Linked DNA regions of Homo sapiens: region 2 is linked to region 1. A link is an interaction called in ENCODE POLR2A ChIA-PET data of the cell type or tissue named here. Cell type or tissue: MCF 10A. All regions are shown on one strand. Links, peaks and the distances in the headings refer to the core of each region. The heading gives the core; the rest is flanking DNA. Region 1 overlaps LOC102723724 (a long non-coding RNA gene). Region 2 has its middle 240 kb from the start of MIR4465.

What was found. Peaks named below come from ENCODE experiments on the same cell type or tissue, not always from the same donor. Only the 100,000 strongest peaks of a DNase experiment are listed, where the experiment ranks them.
Region 2: POLR2A ChIA-PET joins it to region 1 with 10 read pairs; 3 of 35 experiments call an interaction of 5 or more read pairs at or near these places.

Annotation. Positions count from the first base shown.
Region 1 is chr6:140,856,376-140,859,309 of GRCh38, reverse strand. The region is part of intron 1 of LOC102723724 (a long non-coding RNA gene); the gene reads left to right. Among named protein-coding and RNA genes, the nearest start is that of MIR4465, 170 kb to the right of the region's middle. In MCF 10A, for the core only: no CTCF peak of the experiment used is centred there; DNase peaks (open chromatin) are centred at 699 and 1,339.
Region 2 is chr6:140,917,389-140,920,322 of GRCh38, reverse strand. No RefSeq gene overlaps it. Among named protein-coding and RNA genes, the nearest start is that of MIR4465, 240 kb to the right of the region's middle. In MCF 10A, for the core only: no CTCF peak of the experiment used is centred there; no DNase peak of the experiment used is centred there.

The DNA of each region.
Region 1 (2,934 bases), core at 332-2,831:
CGCCTGTAATCCTAGCACTCTGGGAGGCTGAGGGGTGGATCACTTGAGCCCAGGAGTTCAGGACCAGCCTGGACAACATGGTGAAACCTCCTCTCTACTAAAAATACAAAAATTAGTCTGGCATGGTGGCACTTGCCTGTAATCCCAGCTACTCGGGAGGCTGAGGCAGGAGAATTGCTTGAACCCAGGAGGTGGAGGTTGCAGTGAGCCGAGATTGCATCACTGCACTCTAGCCTGGGTGACAGAGCAAGACTCTCAAAAATAAAGAAAGAAAAGAAGGGAGGGAGGGAGGGAGGGAGCGAGGGACGGCAAGTGCAGCGGCTCATGCATATGTAATCCCAGCACTTTGGGAGGCCAAGACTGGCAGATCACTTGAGCTGAGGAGTTGGAGACCAGCCTGGACACCACAATGAAACCCAGTCTCTGCAAAAAATACAAAAATTTGCTGAGCGTGCTGGTGCATGCCTGTAGTCCTGGCTACTCAGGAGGCTGAGGTGGGAGAATCACTTGACTTGATGTCGAGGCTGCAGTGAGCTGAGATCGCACCACTCCTAGATGATAAGAGTGAGAGCCTGTCTCAAAACAAAGAAAAGAAAGAAAGAACGAAAGAGAAGAAAATACAGGTATTACGGCCTAGGTAAGTACGTACCCGTATGCTAAATTGTTTAGAAGATTATGTCAGATGAGTCACACCTTAGCTTGGTCCTGTGGAGCACGTATCATTATTAGTCATGTCACGTTTTACAGATGAGTAAACTAATGCAGTTATAATTTGTAGATATATGTAATCAACTAAGCAGCCAAACTAGGATTTGAAACCAGCTCCTTGCCTTCTTAGCCCACGTTCTTATCCTCTAACTAGCACCCAGCCACCAGGACTATTTTCCCCTGACCATGAAAGGCAAACAACTTTCCATTCAAAGAATACTTTATAATGACAAATGATGGGGAGTCAGTATCGCCCTAAGGTCTCCAAGCTGCATCAATAGCTATCAGTCACACATCAGATAAATAGATTTCAGAAGTTTTGTGTACAGTATGTTCTTGAATTTGGGCTTAAGCTCAGACTGACATATAGTATTTCATCACTAATGTGATCTCTTTCTTGCAGAGGGAACATTCTTTTTTTAAATTGTATTGCATAACTTGTTTGCTTCCTAGCAAAACAATTTTTGAATTTCTGTATAATTTCTGTTAAATCTATTTTTAAAGTTGAGGCTTAGGTCAAATGCAAATATGAATATAGATTTATCCAGCATGCATAATTTGTAGTCTGCATGGAACTGACTCATCTGTCTTCAGTATCTGGCAGTCACATGACTAGCTCTCCTGCTAAGAGTGACCTATTCATCCTTCAAATAAACATCCACAAGGGGAAGAAAAACAATATGTACAGTTCCAGAGAAGGAACAACATATTGTGCATGAGCTGATGTACTTGAGTCAGTTCTGCCAACAGTCTTTCAAATTAAGAGTTCCTCATTCAGAAAGCAGTCAGAAATGAAAAGAAATTCTAAATGTTAAGCAATCTAAAAACTTAAGATTATATTCTTTTTTTAAAATACAAGTGAATGACCAAATTAGTAAACAAGTTTCTTGAACATCTGCAGGATGATTTTGGCATATACGTGTTTCAAATAAATATAAAGTTCTATATTATATACAGACATATGCTTTTCTGTACTTACCCTAGTTTAATCTGGAAAAAAAATGTACTTCTGTATTATCTGTGTTCTGCTCAACCCAATCTGTAGTTGAGAAGACAGGAGATCTGTAGATGTATGCACAGGGCAAAATGTTTTAGATACTTCATGGTTTTTTCTATGAGAGGAGAAAACATCCCCACTATGTGAATGATTCTGCCAGTAATGTACATCCCCACCATTTAACAGATTTTTAAAATGCATATGTCATTTTCAGTAAAAAGAAATGTATACAGTAATACCAACTGCAGACTAAAATTGACTTTCTGGAAAAGTTTCACACATTTTCAGTATAAACTGATTAAAATCAGAAAGATGAACTAACATTCTGAAATAGTCATCTAGCTTTAAAATGATAAATTATTGACTATTTGCCTTTATATACTTTATATATATATACAATCATTTTAGGAGAGAACTTGAAGAAATGGTTTAAGAACATTAGGGAGTGAAATTGTACTATCTCTATATGTGAAAACCTCATCTATATAATGTGAAATGAGGTCTCATATTTATGTGGGTTTTCATCAATGAACCAAAGAAATATATTACATTACTGATAGAAAAGTGTGAAGAAAATGGTTTGGATGGAAGAACCTTATAGTAATGTTTGGGATTTAAAATATAGGGATTTAACAGTCTGTACACCTTTGAAAAATCATTTCTAAATTTTTATCATTGCAATTGAACACATTTATTTTAAGATTACATTAAACAATTTTTTATAAATGTAAAAAAATAAATTTAAAATGAAATTCCATACTGTTTTAAAGCAAGGTTGCCTCCAAATTCAGATCTCCTTCTGACCCAAGATTTCAGGAATAATATATTTTTTTTTTCCTAACATTCAGTTTTAGAAGTGGCCAGGACAGTTAATAAAAGATGGCATTACGGAATTATTGACATTTTCTTAGGTGTGATGATGGCACTGTACCTTTGGAAAAAGATTGCCCTCATTTTTTAGAAATGGATGCCGAGTGTTTTATGTGTCATGATATCTGCAACTTATTTTTATATTTACATAAAAATGATGCATAGGTTTATTTATAGACAATTATAAGGCAAGTAAACAAGATCTTAATAATTGTTAAATAAAAGTTGAAGGCACCTGGGTACTAATCTACTTTCAGCTTTTTTGTATTTAAAATAATTTTTAAAACAAGAACATGAAGGGAAAAATAAATTCAATTATAGCCTCCGCCTTCTGATGCTCATATTCCTTATTCTCATTT
Region 2 (2,934 bases), core at 344-2,843, 61 kb before region 1:
ATAATATATGTAAATATATATGCCTGTATATATATATATATTCATGAACAACAAAAAAGGATTGAAAGTGAGCATTTTAGGCTATTAGCATTGGTTATCTCAATGAGATGAGAAAGAGAAGTAGAGAAAGATAACTATCATGGCTTTTATGCATTTTGCAATACAGATGGTCCCTGACTTACTATGGTTCGACATACAATTGTTTAACTTTATGATGATGTGAAAGCAATACATATTTACTAGAAACCATACTTTGAATGTTGCTCTCTTCTCTGGCTAGCTGCAGGATACAGTCCCAGGATGCCGGGCAGCAGCAGTGAGCTACAGCTCCCAGTCAGCTGCGCAATCACAAGGGTAAACAACTGAAACGACCATTCTGTTTATCACTTCCAGTGCAGTATTCAATAAATTACAAGAGATATTATAAAAGGGATTTTGTGTTAGATGACTTTGCCCACCTGTAGGCTAATGGAAGTGTTCTGGGCACATTTAAGGTAAGCTAGGCTCACCTATGATGTTTTAAAGGTTAAGTGCATTAAATGCATTTTTGACTTAATATTTTCAACATACAACCGGTTTATCTAGATATAACCTCATTGTAAATCAAGGAATATTTGTATGTCATTTCAATTGTTAAGAGAAGTATGTGTTATCATTGTAATGTAGAAAAGATGAAAGTTTTATTAATGATGCTCAATATAGAACAATGTTATGATATAATACATGTTAAAAATAGTTACAAAGAATTTGTATAGTAAGTCCCATTTTTATAAAAAATTAAGGCTATGTTTGTGTATGTATAGCTTTGCAAAACTTTTCCTATTGTTTCAGAATTGTGCCTGAAGCACACAGCTAAGTTCAAAAATTGCTAAGTACCATGTATTCTAAATCCACATAGCCAACAATGAACTGACAATTGGGACCTGACACCTTTATCACTCAATGGTGACAAACCCTGAGGAACAAATAGAAAAGGAAAAATGAAGAAGATTTTCAGTACCAGACTGACCTTTCTCTACACTAAGGGACTGGAGTCATTGATCTGCCTCTGTTGAAAGACAAATACCAAAGCTTTGGATCAATATTGAATTCAAATAATAATTTCTCAGTTATAACAGTCTAGTAACGAAAGGCACCTGAAAAGTATAAAATCAGTCCAAAATGCTAATGATGGAAGTGCTATTCAGCAAGAAAGAAGTATGTGAGTTGTATGTAAGTAGGGATGAGAGTTGGGTTTGTTTAAATTATCTACTTATTGCATTATTGGGGAAAAATATAAAATGTTATGGATCCCAATAATTTGAGATTCCAGCGACATATGTTCAGAAAAAAGACTGGAAGGATACATGCTACTGTGATAATAAGGGTTATATCTGGTTGGTAGAATCATGGAAGGTTCTTATAATTCTTATTTTTGTATGACTATGTTAAATTAGCTACTAGAATAAAAATTTTAATGTAAAAACATTTTTAAACATTTCTGCACACAACGTAAACATCACTTCTAAAAACATACAGTATCTGTTATCAATTTGCTACCTAATGTTATCTAATTCTGAGCTTAATCTTTCCACAGCATTTCTGGAAGTTTGAAAGCAATATAAACATTGACTTCACATGCTAATTATTGGCTTAGCAGAGAGAGGTGTTACTTTTTTATTTTCTAAAAATGTGGTACATAGCTTCTTCATTCTGTGTTCATCTAAGAGACTCACTGGGGACTACTTTGTGCTAAGTCATTAAAAAAGGTTTCTCCCTGCAGTACATAACTGCCATCTATTATCTCCACCTTCTTGGGCTCATCTTGTTAGGACAGAAAAGTATTCAATATTGGAAACACTTTCCTCATGACACCTTGTATTGTCTTCCAGGAAGGATATAATAAATAAGTCAATAGCTTTCTAGCACAAACCACACTATCCACTCTGGTAATCGGTAGTCCGTCACAATGAAGAATTTGTGTCTTTGCTTTAGAGGGCTTGCCAATCCTTTCCCAAGCTGTTTATTGACACAGGCATTTAATTTCTCCTAACGGTAGCATGAATTGAACTTATCTCTTTCACCTCAAAACTTTAAGTTTCTTCATAACCCAGATATACTTTATTGTCTATGAAGTAATATATACAAGCTATAATTACTCTATGTGTTTAAAGTCCAGCTTCTTCTATAACCCACATAAATGATACAACATATTTTTCCATTACAAAAAAGGTGAACTGATAAACATTAACAAAGTAGAGATTAGAACTATTGATTCCTTACTGTATTCTTTTATGACATTTAAAGGAAATGGGAGTGAAAAATAAAAACTCAGGGCCCCGATTCCTTATGCCAAAAGAAAATAATTAAGCTGGAAGCTGAGTCATGCAAGAAACTGCCTTTTCTTTTGTTCCTAGGCAGATAGGTACAAATAAAATGTTAAACATCTCCAAAGGTAGCTACTCTATGTTCACCTAATCTTATCTAAAATGCGTGAGATGAATACATAACTGACTATTCCCCTACCTACTCCTTTTCCCTTGAAATGTGTGGATTACCATATCCTCCCTCTGTAAACTCCCAACTGGTTTTTCTTGCCGGCTCCCTAGACAGAGCAGATTTATCAAGACAGGGGGATTGCAATAGAGAAAGAGTTTAATTCATGCAGAGCTGGCTGTACAGGAGACTAGAATTTTATTATTACTCAAATCAGTTGCCCCGAAAACTCAGGGATGCAGATTTTTAAGGATAATTTGGTGGGGAGGGGGTTGGAAAGTGGTGAGTGCTGATAGGTTGGGTCCAAGATGAACTTCCAGGATGTCAAAGATGTCTTGCACTGAGTCAGTTCCCGGGGTGGAGAAGGGGGTACAACACCAGCTGACCCAGTTTATCCATCTGGGTGGTGCCAGCTGATTCATCAAGTACAGTGTCTACAAAACATCTCAAGCTCTGATC